Linked DNA regions of Homo sapiens: region 2 is linked to region 1. A link is an interaction called in ENCODE POLR2A ChIA-PET data of the cell type or tissue named here. Cell type or tissue: Caco-2. All regions are shown on one strand. Each heading gives the region's core, and the rest is flanking DNA. Links, peaks and the distances in the headings are about the cores only. Region 1 has its middle 4.8 kb from the start of HEXIM2-AS2. Region 2 overlaps MAP3K14 (mitogen-activated protein kinase kinase kinase 14).

Region 1 (8,247 bases), core at 1,241-6,240:
CCCCACATCACACGCCCTAGCTGGGGAAGTTGGGCTTGGACACAGCCTCCCTGGGCCTTTCCACAGCTGCCCTCACGCCCTGTGCTTTCTGGGACCCTCTTGGTCAACTGGGCCGGGGAAGGGAAGCGCAGAGAACATATGTTTCATGGGAGTGACTGTTGAAGCCTCCCACCACCCCTGCCCAGCCTGTCTTAGGATCCCTCTTTCTTCCCCGGCAGGAACTGCCCGACCCCAGGTGGAAACTCCTGTGCCCAGTGGACAGACCCTGCCTGCAATAGGGTCAGAGTATGAGGGAGAGGGGTAGGCAGAGATTGGTGGGCTGGGGCAGGAAGAAGCTGCCAGGGAGTGGGGGGAGGGGGTCCAAAGGGAAGTAACGGTATTGGGGGGAAAGGTGGCCAGGTCCCATTGCCCTTGTTGGGAACAGGCAAGTGTGGCACTGGCCCTTTAAGTGGGGGTGCCAGTCAGTGCCCTCCCCCAACCAACCCAATTCATGGGCACACTGAGCATGTGCAGGGGCTGTGCATGTGGGGAGGGGAGGAGAGGGGAGGGGAGAGGGGGGCATACATTCCGGAGGGAGCTTCTCATCCCCCTACTTCCGGTAGCTGCCCCCACTCTCCTTCCTGGGTCTGACAAAGGAGCCCATGGTGCTCACCCAATCCCTTCCCCCACCCCAGGCCCCAGGGGGTGCTGCCCTCTGCAAGTGCTGAAGCTGCCATGGGTGCTGGGCAGGCCCTCTCTGCCCTGGGGAGTCTCCTGGCCGCCTGGAGGTGGCACACATGCAGCCCAGTGCCGGCCTCACTTCCCTGGTGTGGGCGGCGGCGAATCTTCCTGCTGCCTACGTGTTCCATTTCATTCCATTGGTGCCAGGGTTTTTAAAAGAACCATCCACCTGTGATGCCACTTTGAAAGTGAAACAGCTCAAAGGATGCAGGCCCTACCCCCTAACCAGGACCTTCCAGTCAGAGAGGAAGCAAACAGCCCAGAGGCTGCAAGGGCCTTCCTTGAATCCCGCTCCTTCTGCTTCTCCCCTGCTGGCCAAGGGATCAAAGTCAGCTTCCTCCAGACTACCTTCACCTGCAGCCTGGGACCTTCCCTCAAACCTTTCCACCACCTAAACCTTACCTGTTTCTGCCAAGTCTTCCCCTCTCCCAGCCCTCAGCCCCTCCTGTTACCACCCCTACCTCTTTAGCACTTGTCCACTCTTAGCTACTGGTACCATTCTTTTTATTTTTTATTTATTTATTTTTTTTTGAGACAGAGTCTCACTGTTGCTCAGGCTGGAGTGCAGTGGTGCGATCTCAGCTCACTGCAACCTCTGCCCCCCCAGGTTCAAGCAATTCTCCTGCCTCAGCCTCCCGAGTAGCTGGGATTACGGGCACCTGCCACGACGCCCAGCTTATTTTTGTATTTTTAGTAGAGACGGGTTTACATCCTGTTGGCCAGGCTGGTCTCAAAAACTCCTGACCTCAGGTGATCTGCCCATCTCAGCCTCCCAAAGTGCTGGGATTATAGGCATGAGCCACCATGCCCAGCTTATTTTTCATTCTTTTTTTGTTTGTTGTTTTGGTTTTTGAGACGCAGTTTCACTCTTGTTGCCCAGGCTGGAGTGCAATGGCGCAGTCTCAGCTCACTGCAACCTCCGCCTCCCAGGTTCAAGCAATTCTCCTGCCTCAGCCTCCGATGTAGCTGGGATTACAGGTGCCCGCCACCATGCCCAGCTAGTTTTTGTATTTTTAGTAGAGACAGAGTTTCAGCCTGTTGGCCAGGCTGGTCTCAAAAACTCCTGGCCAGGCGCAGTGGCTCACGCCTGTAATCCCAGCACTTTGGGAGGCTGAGGTGGGCGGATCACGAGGTCAGGAGATCGAGACCATCCTGGCTAACACTGTGAAACACTGTCTCTACTGAAAATACAAAAAAATAACCGGGTGTGCTGGCGGGCGCCTGTAGTCCCAGCTACCGGGAGGCTGAGGCAGGAGAATGGCATGAACCTGGGAGGCGGAGCTTGCAGTGAGCCGAGATCGCGCCACTGCACTCCAGCCTGGGCGACAGAGCCAGACTCCGTCTCAAAAAAAAAAAAAACAAAAAACTCCTGACCTCAGGTGATCCGTCCACCTTGGCCTCCCAAAGTGCCAGGATTAAAGGCGTGAGCCACCGCACCCAGCCTATTTTTCATTCTTGAAGTGAAATTTACATGCCACAAAATCACCCCTTTAAAAGTGAACAAAGGGCGGGTGTGGGTGGCTCATGCCTGTAATCCCAGCACTTTGGGAGGCTGAGGTGGGCGGATTACCTGAGGTCAGGAGTTCGAGACCAGCCTGGCCAACAGGGTGAAACCCCATCTCTACTAAAAAATATAAAAATTAAGTCAGGCACGCTGGCTCACACCTGTAATCCCAGCACTTTGGGAGGCCAAAGCAAGTGGATCATGAGGTCAGTAGTTTGAGACCAGCATGACCAACATGGTGAAACCCCGTCTCTACTAAAAATACAAAAATTAGCCGGGTGTGGTGGCGTGCACCTGTAATCCCAGCTACTCAGGAGGCTGAGGCAGGAGAATCACTTGAACCCGGGAGGTGGAGGTTGCAGTGAGCTGAGATCGCACCACTGCACTCCAGCCTGGGCAGCAGAGTGAGACTCCGTCTCAAAAAAACAAAAAAAAAAAAAAAGAAAAAAGAAAAAAAATTAGTTGAGCGTGGCGGCATGTGCCTATAATCCCAGCTTCTTGGGAGGCTGAGGCAGGACAATCTCTTGAACCCAGGAGGCGGAGGTTGCAGTGAGCCGAGATCGCACCACTGTACTCCAGCCTGGGCGACAGAGCGAGACTCCTTTTAAAAAAAAAAAAAAAGAAAAGAAAAAAAGTGAATAAGGCCAGGGCATGGTGGCTCACATGTGTAATCCCAGCACTTTGAGAGGCCCAGGTGGGAAGATTGCTTGAGCCCGAGTTCGAGACCAACCTGTGCAACATGATGAGACCCTGTCTCTACCAAAAAAAAAAAAAAACAACCAAACAAAACATTCAGGTGTGTTGGTGCACATCTGTAGTCCCAGCTACTCAGGAAGCTGAGGTGGAAGGATTGCTTAAACCCAGAAGGTCAAGGATGCAGTGAGCTGTGATTGCGTCACTGCACTCCATCCTGGGTGACAGTGAGACCTTGCCTCAAAAAAAAAAAAAAAAAAAAAAAAGGCTGGGCTCAGTGGCTCATGTCTGTAATCCCAGCACTTTGGGAGGCCGAGGCGGGTGGATCGTGAGGTCAGGGGATGGAGATCATCCTGTCCAATGTGGTGAAACCCTGTCTCCACTAAAAATACAAAAAATTAGCTGGGTGTGGGTGGCGCGCGCCTGTAGTCCCAGCTACTCAGGAGGCTGAGGCAGGAGAATCGCTTGAACCCAGGCGGTGGAGGTTGCAGTGAGCCAAGATCGCGCCACTGCCCTCCAGCCTGGCGACAGAGCAAGACTCCGTCTCAAAAAAAAACAAAAACAAAAACGTGAACAACCCAGTGGCATTTAGTACATATTCATGATGTGTGCAACTGCCACTTCTAGTTTCAAACATTATCACTCCAAAAGGAAACCCTGTACCCATTAAGCATTTACTCCCCATTCCGTCCTTCCCTAGTCTGGCAGCCACCAATCTGCTTTTTGTTTCTATGGGTTTACTCATTCTGGATATTCTGGTGGTAGAGCCACGAGGGGAAAACTCTCTGGTCTCTTGGTGTCTGTACCTGAAACACACAGACTCCCCGAGGGTGCTGCTGTAGAGGGAGCACTGGACCAGGAGTCCTGAGCCCTGTGATCCATCCCAGTTCTTCTTCTCACTCAGGGGCTCTTTTTCTTCATTTGTTCAAAGGGTTGGGAGGTGGCCTCAGGCCAGTTTAGGATCCTGCATCCTCCAGGACCCATCCCTGGCCAGGGGGCTTCTACCTGGAACAATGCTGCCTGGCCAACCACCCCGTTGATCTCCTGCCTCCTCCCTGTGAGTCCAGGCAGTGAAGGTGGAGCCAGGGGACAGTGTGATTAATACTGTGGGGTTTAGGGTAAGACACAGGAGATGAAGAAACTTGAGCTCAGAGAGGTTGAGAAACTTGCCCAAGGCCACACAATTCCTGCCATACTGGAGCCTTAGCCGGTTCTCTGATTGTAGTTTGAGCCCTTGACCACCTTAGTCTCCTATCTTCAAAGAGATAAAGTAAATTAAAGGCTTAGCCAAGTGCCAGCTGTGTGGGAGGTGTGCTCAGATGGAAGCAGCCATACATTTTACGACTTCCAGGACATTGTGTAATCATGAGTAGCTCTATTACAAGGTGGTTCTTGGGAGTTCTCACTGTCTCCCTCCCTTAACTTTTTTCTTTTTTCTTTTTTTTTTTTTTCTTGAGACAGAGTCTCGCTCTGTTGCCAGGCTGGAGTGCAGTGGCGCGATCTTGGCTCACTGCAACCTCCTACTCCCTGCTACTCCCTGGTTCAAGCAATTCTCCTGCCTTGGCCTCCCGAGTAGCTGAGATTACAGGCACAGGCCACCACGCCCAGCTAATTTTTGTATTTTTAGTAGAGATGGGGTTTCACCGTGTTGGCCAGGATGATCTCGATCATGAGCCACCGCTCCCGGCCCTCCCTCCCTTAACTTTGGGAGCAGGTTTCCTCTCTGCCCTCTCTACCAGCCTCTCTAGGAAGACAGCTTTTTCTTTCTTTCTTTCTTTCTTTCTTTCTTTCTTTCTTTCTTTCTTTCTTTCTTTCTTTCTTTCTTTCTTTCTTTCTTTCTTTTCTTTCTTTCTTTCTTTTTTTTTTTTTTTGAGATGGAGTCTCGCTGTGTCACCCAGGCTGGAGTGCAGTGGTGCAATCTCGGCTCACCGCAACCTCTGCCTCCCAGGTTCACTCCATTCTCCTGCCTTGGCCTCCCAAGTAGCTGGAACCACAGGCACCCGCCACCAGGCCTGGCTAATTTTTTGTATTTTTAATAGAGATGGGGTTTCACCATGTTAGCCAGGATGATCTCGATCTCCTGACCTCGTGATCCACCTGCCTCAGCCTCCCAAAGTGCTGGGATTACAGGCATGAGCCACCACGCCTGGCCTTTTTTTTTTTTTTTAATTGAGACAGAGTCTCGCTCTGTTGCCCACGCTGGAGTGCAGTGGCATGATCTCGACTCACTGCAATTTCTGCCTCCTGGGTTCAAGCAATTCTCCTGTCTCAGTCTCCTGAGTAGCTGGGACTACAGGCGCCCGCCACCACGCCTGGCTAATTTTTGTATTTTTAGTAGAAACGGGTTTTTACCTTGTTGGTCAGGCTGGTCTTGAACTCCTGACCTCAGGTGATCCACCGGCCTCGGCCTCCCAAAGTGCTGGGATTACAGGCGTGAGCCACTGCGCCAGGCTGAGGACAGCCTTCGTGGGGGCTGGGAGGGGGCCCTGGACCCCGAGCCCTTCAGGCAAGTGGATGTGTGGGAAGCATTGTTTTTCTTCCCCCTCAAATAAGGAGATTTTATTGTTCCTCCCCGCATCCCTTCAAACTGTATTTATCCATATTTTCATGGCTGAACCTCCACCCTTGCCCCTCAAAGAGGAAGTCTTTTGTGGAGCCAGAGAAAGGAGGGGACTGCTCAGGCCTGGCCTGTCAGGGGGACAGGCTGCACAGCTGACACCCAGTTGGCCACTGTGTCCCGGCGGCTTGTGAGCATGGACATTCCAGAGACCACCTGCCCCAGAAGCCCCCTCTAGACCCCGTTTAAGATGGAAAACCCCAGACGAGCCCTCAAGGCACCTGCTGTGTCCTGCCTCAGGGCATCCATGACAGGTCCCTCTCCTTACCTGATGCCTCAGGAGGATGTGCTCAAGGAGACTAAGTCATGAGATGGACATTGTGACCCACGTGAGCCTCAGTCAGCCATGTGGTGACTGCTTTGCCACAGTTTGAGGACCTGGACAGGCTCCCTCGTGGCCCGTACCTTGAGCCGAGCCCTGTGGCTGCCGGGCTGGCAAGTTCCCAGCCTGAGGACCACGAAGTCCCCAGGCCCCACATCCTTAAGGGCTTGACCTCCATGCCTTTGCTTCTCAGCACCAGCCAGCTGTTTCCCTCTTGAGCCTCTGAGAAAGAGGATCTTTTTTCTCTGGGCCCCTGGTCCCACTGTCCTCACTTGTAATTCACATTAGTTGTGTTTGTTGCCACAGGTCTATACCCTTCCTCCCAGGCTCTCTCCTGAACAACCCTGGCTTCCCTGGCCTCCCCAGGCAGCAATCCCCTGCTCCCTCTCCTCCCCTCTTTCCCTGAGCTCCAGATTCTAGCAGATTTTAAAAATTATTGTTGTAGGCCGGGCGCGGTGGCTCACGCCTGTAATCCCAGCACTTTGGGAGGCTGAGGCAGGCAGATCACGATGTCAGGAGATCGAGACCATCCTGGCTAACATGGTGAAACCCGTCTCCACTAAAAATACAAAAAAAAAAAAAATTAGCCGGGTGTGGTGGCGGGCGCCTGTAGTCCCAGCTACTCAGGAGGCTGAGGCAGGAGAGTGGTGTGAACCCAGGAGGCGGAGGTTGCAGTGAGCCGAGATTGCACCACTGCACTTCAGCCTGGGCAACAGAGTGAGACTCCATCTCAAAAAAAAAAAAAAAAATTGTTGTAGGCTGGGCATGGTGGCTCATGCCTGTAATCCCAGCACTTTGGGAGGCTGAGGCAGGTGGATCACGAGGTCAGGAGTTTGAGACCAGCCTGGCCAAGATGGTGAAACCCCGTCTCTACTAAAAATACAAGAATTAGCTGGGCGTGGTGTCAGGCGCCTGTAATCCCAGCTACGCAGGAGGCTGAGGCAGGAGGCTTGAACCCAGGAGTTGGAGGTTGCAGTGAGTTGAGATGGCACCACTGCACTCCAGACTGGGCAACAGAGCTAGACTCTCTCTCTCTCTGTCTCTCTCTCTCTCACACACACACACACACACACACACAAAATTATTGTTGTAGTCTTAATTTTTCCAAATGGCTATACAGGCCGGGCATGGTGGCTCACACCTGTAATTCCAGCACTTTGAGAGGCCGAGGCAGAGGGATCGCTTGAGGTCAGGAGTTCTAGACTAGCTTGGGCAACACAAGGAGATCCCATCTCTACTAAAAGTAAAAAACAAACAAAAACAAATGGACTGGGCACAGTGGCTCACACCTATAAGCCCAGCACTTTGGGAGGACGAGGCAGGTGGATCACTTGAGGTTAGGAGTTTGAGCCCAGCCTGGCCAACATGGTGAAAGCCCATCTCTACTAAAAATACAAAAATTATCCGGGTGTGGTGGTGCACACCTGGAGGCTGAGGTGGGAGGATCACTTGAACCCAGGAGGTTGAGGCTGCAGTGAGCTGTGATCGCGGCACTGCACTCTAGCCTGGGTGACAGAGTGAGACCCTGTCTCAAAAAAAAAAAAAAGATTAGATGGGTGGACAGATAGATGTGCAGATATAGACACAGATATAGATGTGTTGGAAAGAGACATGCGAGATACTCATAGACGTTAGCTAATTCAACATCCTAGCTTTAGGCTGGATTAAATATCTGCCTAAATCTATGACTCTCTCTTTTATTTTTCTTTTATTGTTAGAAATATACATTATATATACATTACATAAAATTTGCCATTTTAACCATTTTATTAATATATATTTTTTGAGACAGTCTTGCTCTATCGCCCAGGCTAGAGTGCAATGGCACGATTTTGGCTCACTGCAACCTCCACCTCCCCGGTTCAAGCAATTCTCTCACCTCCGACTCCCAAATAGGTGGGACTACAGGCATGCACCACCATGCCCGGCTAATGTTTCACCGTGTTGGCCAGGCTGGTCTCAAACTCCTGACCTCAAGTGATCTGCCCACCTTGGCCTTCCAAACTGTTAGGATTGCAGGCGTGAGCCACCGCTCTCAGCCCATTTTAATCGTTTTTGTTTGTTTGTTTTTTGACACAGAGTCTCACTCTGTCGCCCAGGCTGGAGTGCAGTGGCGTGATCTCGGCTCACTGCAAACTTCACCCCCCGGGTTCAAGCCATTCTCCTGTCTCAGCCTCCCGAGTAGCTGGGACTACAGGCGCCCGCCACCACGCCCAGCTAATTTTTTGTGTTTTTAGTAGAGACGGGGTTTCACCGTGTTAGCCAGGATGGTCTCGATCTCCTGACCTCGTGATCCGCCCGCCTTGGCCTCCCAAAGTGCTGGGATTACAGGCGTGAGCCACCGCGCCCAGCCAGTCATTTTCAAGTGTACAATTCACCCCGGGCATGGTG
Region 2 (8,247 bases), core at 1,184-6,183, 120 kb after region 1:
CAGGTCACTTAGAATCCCAGACCTGGGAGAACACAGGTCAGCCTTGGGTTGGGGGAGAAAGGCAGGGGCAAAGGGTCTCTGCCTGTTTATGTGTGCCTCTGCCACACATACTCATCCTCCAAACATCCTCAATGGTAACAGAGTCCACCTCTCAACAGCTACACGTTCCACACGGCACAGTCCCCCGGTCCTCCCAGTACCACAACATAAACAGCCTCCTTCACTGTGTCCAGCAAGGATGCCAGCCCACTCCCTCTAGGAGAGCTGTGGCACAAATGTCTGGGTTGGCTCTTTCTTGCCTTTATGATGGCTCGATCTTTTTCTGTTGTTTTATGGCAAACTTTGTTTCCCCAGGACAGGGTGGTGAATCCCAGACTCCAAAACCATGGCCTCACTGACCCCACATAAGCCTTTGGAGAGGACCTGTTGGCACACACCATCCACAGCGACTTTTCTCCAAGTGGAGAGAAGCAAGGTTCTATTCTGTTCCCTAGTAGGAGGTAGATATCTGTGTGTGTGTGTGTGTGTGTGTGTCCTACAAAGTCTAAAACTCAGCATGCAAATGGTGCTCAGCACGTGGTTCCTTGCCCAATGCGTCTGTTTGTGGCTCTCCAGAAGGAACTAACATGCTTCCTCCTCTAATGTCCAAACTCATTGGCTGAAAACTTCTAGGTATCATTTTTCATTCAGGCAACATCAGGAGTAGAATTTATATTCAAGGCCCTAACACGAACCTATACCTCTAGAAATAAAGAATAAAGCATAAGAATTCACGTCTCTCTGGGTTCTGTCTTGCCCAGCCCTAGGAAGCTGCAAAGAAGAGCAACCCAGAGTTGCCAACAATCTGTGCAAACAGCCTGCAGACTGGAATTGGCAAAAAAGAGAAGAGCACTGATTTGAGACTGTTACCATTTGGAAACCTTTTTAAAGGCTGGGAGTTTTTAAAGGGCAGGGCCCCTCTCAGGCATGACTTGCTTTAGAAACAGCCTGAGAAGGTCCCAAATGCAGACAGATTTTTAATAACTGCTCTCTGATGGTAGGTTTGTCTTAAAGCTGCTACCAGCAGAAATCATCTTCCTTGCTATAACTCTGTGAACCCTGGATCACTTCTCTGCTTCTGGGGCAGACAGGTACACCATCTGAAGCTGAACTCTAAGGCCTCTGGCCTTTTGCCCTGTGAGGCCTGAGGACTGAATGAGATGGTGGGAAGCTGAGGTACTAGGTTGAAGCATTCCTCCTTCTGAATCTGCCTCACTGGTCTTCCCACCTCGATGGCTATGAAAGGCTCTGCCAGCTTGGCTGGCGGGTGTGGTGGGGTTTGTTGTTCACTATTGATTAGTTCCTTGCATCTCTGTCTTTAAGGGTCTCCTAGCTCTGAACTTGGAGCAGCTCCAGCTTCCTGCAAGGATGCCTGGATTTGGTACCAAACGCCAGATGCTGAGGAGGCTGAATGGGTGGCCTCACTGTTACCTGAGGATCTTAAGAAGTCTGAGGGGGCCGGACATGGTGGCCCATGCCTGTAATCCCACCACTTTGGGAGGCTGAGGCAGAAGGATTACTTGAGCCCAGGAGTTCAAGATCAGCCTGGGCAACATGGTGGAACCCTGTCTCTACAAAAAAATACAAAAAATTAGCTGGGGTAGCTGGCCTGTAGTCCCAGCTACTCTAGAGGCTGCGGTGGGAGGAATGCTTGAGCCCAGGAGGTTGAGGCTGCAGTGAGCTGAGATTGCACCATTGCATTCTCCAGCCTGAGTGACAGAATAAGACCCTGTCTCTAAAAGAAAAAAAAAGTCTAAGGGGTGTTCTGACATCCAATTAGGCAAAAGCCCTTCAAGGCTGGCTATGCTTCTTGTAACTGTACTTTCATCCCACCTCACACCTCCCCACCCCACTCTACCTCCAAAAAAGAAACTGACCTAAGCCCAGAGCCGATCCCACTGTTCTCAGCCTCTTTACCAGGGGAAATGAGATCTTAAGAACAGACCAAAAAGTCTCCAAACCTAACAGCAGTAGGGAATGCTCACAGGGAGCTCGATGTGAGCGTGACCTCCTCATTTCTATTTGAAGAAGCTGAGGCCTAATTCAGTGGAGACTTGCCCAAGGTCACCCAACCCACGTGTGACAGGACATGGCCAGGATCCAGACCCTAGGTTCTTTAGGCTATGATGCCCACTCCCCAAGCTCCTGGGTTACAGGCAAATGCAGGAGGGCACACTAAGGTCCTCCCTGGTCAACAGGCTCCTGAGGGAAGAGGTGGGGCCCTGCACACAGTGCCTCCCCAGTGTATAGCACAGGGGCCACAGACCACGCAACTGACGCTGGCTGAACGAGGGACTCAAAGGACAAAGATTGCTTTTCCATAACCTTTGGAGACAGGATGATCCCGAATGCTGAGGAGGAAGAGAGAGTCCTGCCTGATGAATGAGAAAAATGAGGCCAGGTGGTGCAGTTGCTGCTCTGAGGGGCACGTGGCTATTAGAGATCTGGCTGTGTGGGGGCTCTGATAGCCTGTCTCCGCCTGGCATGGCCCAACGGAGGCTTCTGGATAGGTCATCCTGAGCTAGAACTCCTCCAGAGGGGGTGCAGGGCATCCCGAGTCCCAGAGTTGTCCTTTCATATTGGTGTTAGGTAGGCAGCTGTCCAGCGCCCCTCTGTGAGCACACCAGGCTCCCCTCTTCCCAGAGAAGTGGAAGCTGAGGCTGAGGCAGCCACGCTCAGAGACTCCTTTGCAGTTCCCCGATGACTCATCCAACAGCCTGGCAGGCAGACAGTAACAAGGAGGCTGTTGAGAAGCTGACCCAGCAGATGGCAGCTGAACTTGTGAAGGACATGGGGAAAACAGGCTGACCCTCACCTCTCAGGGGCACAAATCACGGCCTGGGAGCTGTAAAGCTCCTCCTGTGGCTGGCTTTTCTGTGCCACATCACCATGACTCAGACCCTCACCGACAGCCTCCAAGTTCAAGAGGCTATTCTTGGGACACTTTGGCCTGACAGTGGCTCTCCCCAAACACCACCTCCCACACAGACACACATGCACACACACACATGCACACACAGACACACACACATACGGATGCACTTGCTCCCTCCCTCCTTTCCTAATTCTATCTGGACTCTGGTCTACAAAAATCATGGTTCTGTACTAAGTCCAGGACTACTGGCCAGGGGGCCTTCCCAGCCCTGGACTTTGGTCTCTGGCTGTCACCCCAGCTCATGGCCCTAACACTTTGCCCCTTCTCCCTCCTGCAGCGTGTGGGGAGGACGAAGTGGGAGCCAGTTATGTCTCTGCCTTTGAAGGCAAGTCAAACTCCTGATTCATTCCTCAGCCTAGACACTCTCCTCAGCTTATTCACGCCCCAAAGGCATTGGGCCCTCTACTCTCTGCATAAGAGTTGAGGACACGAGCAGTGGCAACAGCCAAACCCACATGGCTCACCCATAAGCCCAAGAAATCAGAAGAGGAAAGGAAAGGAGCAGAATTCACTCCATATTCTTTGAGGCCTGATGCACAGACACTGTTGGTTCTTTCTTCTGTGATGCCTCAGTGACCTCCTGGAGAAGCCTGGGGGATAGGAATGATCTGGACAGTACCAGATCAACCTCTGGGCATAGCTGTATGAGGAGTTCTTAATCTAGGTTCAAGGATGGATTCAGGGAGAAAAATGTAATTTGCATTTTTCCAGGGAAGACTTGGTCCATAGCTTTCAACAGATTCTCCAAGGATCTGCCATTCCCCAGAAGGTTCCTCTAGTCTCCCTAGAAAATCAGGGCCGGGCTAAATGCCTGATTCTGGCTCTATTCTTCCACTCCGAGGAAAAGCTCTCCAATGCAGCAGTTTCCAATCTGACCACAGATTAGAATAACCAGATAAGTTCTTTAAATGCATTCCTCCTAGGCCTGCTGAACCAGTCACTGGGCATTAGGCCCAGAATCTGTACTTTTGACAAGTTCTCTGGATGATTCTGATGCCAAAGGGCCAGAGACTGCCACCTGACCCCTGCTCTGTACTCAAGGCGACACTGTCCAAAATGGTAGCCACTAGCAACATGTGGCTATTTACATTTAATTAAAATGAGGTAAAATTTTAAAATCATTTCCTTGTTACACTAGCTACCATACTCAACAGTGCAGACAGAGAACATGTCCAGCATTGCAGAAAGTTCTATTGGACAGTGCTGTTCTGAGGTGATGAGAGCGGTGTTTTCTCTGACAGTAAAATTTCTGTTCCTAGGATTCTGGGGCAGGAATGGGGTTTACAGTAAACAAATTTTTGATTCACTGGAAGATACAAAAACAATGTTTTAAATGTTAATCTTCACAGATGATAACCTTTTTAGAATATATCATATTTCATTCAGTTCCCTGTTTTAGCAAGTACAACATAGTAAAAATTCCAGACTGGGAACCAGAAGCTATGGGTTCTAGCCTTAACAATTTTTTTTTTTTTAAGAAGAGCAGTGGGACCATTTTTGTCAAATGAAATCATACCTCATCTCCCAATAACTAAAAGAACCAGATGCATGCAACTGGCATGTAACTCACATTTGAACCCGCTGCCCTGGCTGAAGGAGCTCCACATGCTCAGTGTCCCTTCATCCACCGAGGACCTCTACAAAATCCCTAGTTCTCCAAGAAAAGAGTTTGGAAACCAGCGGCCTAGGAAATCTTTTGAGGTTCCTTCTAGTTCTGAGAATGTAGCCCATCTGTCAGGATTCTTTGAGGGCTGGACAACTCCAACTCAGAATACTAACTGTCGATACTTACAAAGTACCTACTGTCATCTCATTTTCAGACATGAAGATATGGCTTAGGGAAGTGTAGTAGCACACCAAAAGTTACGCAGTTGCAGGTTGCAGAGGTGGGGTTGAACCTAGACTGCTGCCTCCTAAGCCGACATCTAAACCTTGAGCTAGCCACTTCTTTTAACTTCTCTGAGTTTCTTCTCTTAGCTCCTTCAGAGCTGTTTTGAAGACCGAATGAAGACGAGTACATGAAATGCCAATCAGGTTGCCTGGCCAACAGAAGAGGCTAAATGAATGTTCATTCCCTTGTCTGTCACCAGGCTACTAAAAGCCATCACTGAGAAGATGGGACTTCTCTGTTTCAGCACCATATAGCCAAGGTATCTTGAGCCTTACCTAGTTCATGCAATGCTTGGAGCCTTGATTCTCCATACACGAAAGGGAAATAAAACTCTGTCTTACAGGGCCAGCTTGAAAATGTCTACAAGGGGCCAAGGCAAATCCCTCTCATGACTATTTCATCTGGAAGTAAAAACTTGTCCTTCTCTGAATGCCCAGAGGGGATAAATAGCAGAAGTAGAATGACTCAACTTCCTTAATAAGATATTGGTTGAAAACCAATCTTCTCCCAACTTCCTCTTTTAAGTCTTCAGCTTGCCTGGCCACCAGGCCACAATAGGCAAACCTCTGCCTACTCAAAGTGCGGGGCTGGGCTGGGTGCGGTGGCTCACGCCTGTAATCTCAGCACTTTGGGAGGCCAAGGCAGGAGGATCACTTGAGACCAGCAGTTTGACACCAGCCTGGACAACATAGTGAGACTTCATCTCTACAAAAAATTAAAAAATTAGCCAGGCATGGTGGCACACGCCTGTAGTCCTAGCTACTTGGGAGCCTGAAGCAGGAGGGTTGCTTGAGCCTGCAGTGAGCCATGACTGCACCACCGCACTCCAGTCTGGGCAACAGAGCAAGACCCCATCTCAAAAGGAAAAATAAAGAAAGAAAGAAAAGGAGGGGAAAAAAAAAGAGGGAACCAAGGGCAAGTATCAGGCAGAGCAAGCTGGCCTGGCAAAACAGCCATCTGGCGAGGCAGACTCAGAAGTCCCCATACATGCTCATCCTGACTCCCCTTTCTACCCTTTCTGCCCTTCCTACAGCCCTTCCCCCAGTTTGTTCCAGACTGATTCCTTCACTTGCCCGAGCAGGGCAGCACTGGGCAAGCCTCTGATTCTCTTCTTCTGCCCACCCTGTTCCTCCCATAGGGAGTGGCTGCTTGCCTTCCTCCCTTATCAATGTCTGCCCAGATCTCACCTATCCTTTAAGGCCTATCTACTCAATGAAGCCTTTTATGGTAGGCTTCTGCATCCACCCTATAAACATTCAATGAGTGTCTCCCAAGTGCCAGGGAATGTAATAGCCACTACCGTCCATAAATGTCTTCTGTGTATGGGGCACTGTGCCAGGAACTCTATCTGCCTTGTTAATGCATTCCACACCAACCCTGCAAGGTTGGCAATATTATCTCCAATTTTACAGATGAAGAAATTAAGGCTTAGAGAGGTACATTACCTACAGGAATAAATGAGGCTCAATTTATACAGTTAGAGCATCCAACATGGAGTTAGGGCTCAAGCCAGGACACTCTTGGCCCATTCTCTTAGGACCCAAGGATCTCTAGTTCCTTCCTAGAATAAAATCTGGTTGGCAGAGGCATCTAGAACATCCAGGAACTGAGCAGTATTACTACCCATGTGGATATTACTACCCCTAGCATCTGCCCATCTACTGTTGGTAATAATTCCTTAGCCCAGGTAGACAGGAAGCAGACGAAGATCCCTTACTGATGAGGGGTCTTGTCAAGTCAGGGCTGAATCAGCCATCAATTTGTCAGACTTTTAGTTCAGTTACGCCACTAAATCCTGTTATGTTATGTGTTATGACTTAACTTGATGGTTTTAACAGGTCGTTTCATTTTCTTGAAACAATCAAACAAATGCACATCTAATACACACATACACAAACAGGAGTTCTAGGTAAGGTGGCACTGCCTTCACTGAAAGAACCACTGAAGGATGTACTTTGCAAAGAAAAAAGTAAATAGGAAAAAGAAACAATGGTAGGCACAGGAACTCAAACAATATGTTGGTCAATTTAATTAACAGTTGAATATGAGAAATTGGTTTAAATCTTTTTTTTTTTTTTTTTTTTTGAGATGGAGTCTTGCTCTGTCGCCCAGGCTAGAGTGCAGTGGCACAATCTTGGCTCACTGCAACCTCAGCATTCTGGTTCAAGTGATTCTCCTGCCTCAGCCTCCTGAGTAGCTGGGATTACAGGCATGTGCCACCACATCTGGCTAATTTTTGTATTTTTAGTAGAGATGGGATTTCCCCATGTTGGCCAGGCTGGTCTCGAACTCCTGACCTCAGGTGATCTGCCTGCCTTGGCCTCCTAAAGTGCTGGGATTACAGGCATGAGCCACCATGTCTGGCCAGTTTAAATCGTTTTAAAACATGAAAATCTAGACACCAACAATAAGGAAGATGGGTGAAATGGGTTGTTCAATGGGTAAAAAGTAACATGATCCTTGCCTTTTTGGGGACTTTATGTACAACAACTTTTAAATTTTATTAGAAAAAATTACAGTTAGTATGTATGTTGATTTAAGAGTAATGACTAAAATAATAGAAATACAATTCAGACCAGAAGAATAAAGGAGGAAAAATAGAAAATGCTGTCAATCTGATACAAGGCAAGGCAAGGAGGAAAAAAGAAGCAAAAAGGACAATAAATATAAAATAAAAACACAAGATGGCAGAAATAAGGCAAAATATTAGCATGTCATTAACCACAGTACATGTGAGTAGATTACAAAACAGCAAACCAGATTGGATTTTAAAAGATCCAGCTAGATGCTGACTAAAAGAAACAAAACAAAATTATCCAGAAAAGTTGGAAATAAAGACATAGAAAGAGATGTGCCAGGCCAATATTAACCACAAAGAAGTAATATTCGTATCAGACAAAATACTTAAGACAAAAAGATATAATCACTTCTAGGCACCCGATAAAGAGCCTCCAAATCCAATGACTGGAGGCAGGCTGAGGCTTTATGTTGAGTAAGGTCTTGGCCCCAGAGTGTCCTGTCTAGCTGCAGAGCAAGGATCTTATGCGTGGCAGTTCCTGGGCATGTACTAGGTCTGCTGGGTGTTGGGCCCCGTGCTGAGTGCTGGCAGTACACTGAGGAAGAAGACACTGTCCCTTGAGGATCTTACAGTCTACTGGGGGAAACAGACAAGAAGTCAGAAGAGTTCAGTACAATACAGGGATGCAATGACAGAGATAGACACACAGCAGATGTGACGGGAACACAGAGCGACACCTAGTCCAGCCCAGGAGGTGATGCCTGAGCTGAGTCTGAAGCAGTGAGCAAGACCTGCCCAAGAAAAAGGAGAGGGTGTTCTGGGTAGAGGGGATGGCAAAAGGTAAGGCACAGAGGTGAGTCAATG

Evidence for each region. ChIA-PET counts read pairs that join two places held together with the same protein. Peaks named below come from ENCODE experiments on the same cell type or tissue, not always from the same donor. Only the 100,000 strongest peaks of a DNase experiment are listed, where the experiment ranks them.
Region 2: POLR2A ChIA-PET joins it to region 1 with 7 read pairs; 6 of 35 experiments call an interaction of 5 or more read pairs at or near these places.

Annotation. Positions count from the first base shown.
Region 1 is chr17:45,172,189-45,180,435 of GRCh38, forward strand. No RefSeq gene overlaps it. Among named protein-coding and RNA genes, the nearest start is that of HEXIM2-AS2, 4.8 kb to the left of the region's middle. RefSeq lists enhancers at 106-1,064, 1,065-2,022. In Caco-2, for the core only: no CTCF peak of the experiment used is centred there; DNase peaks (open chromatin) are centred at 3,113 and 4,143.
Region 2 is chr17:45,290,788-45,299,034 of GRCh38, forward strand. The region is part of intron 1 of MAP3K14 (mitogen-activated protein kinase kinase kinase 14); the gene reads right to left. Among named protein-coding and RNA genes, the nearest start is that of MAP3K14, 22 kb to the right of the region's middle. RefSeq lists enhancers at 2,696-2,990, 4,900-4,959 and a silencer at 2,696-2,990. In Caco-2, for the core only: no CTCF peak of the experiment used is centred there; no DNase peak of the experiment used is centred there.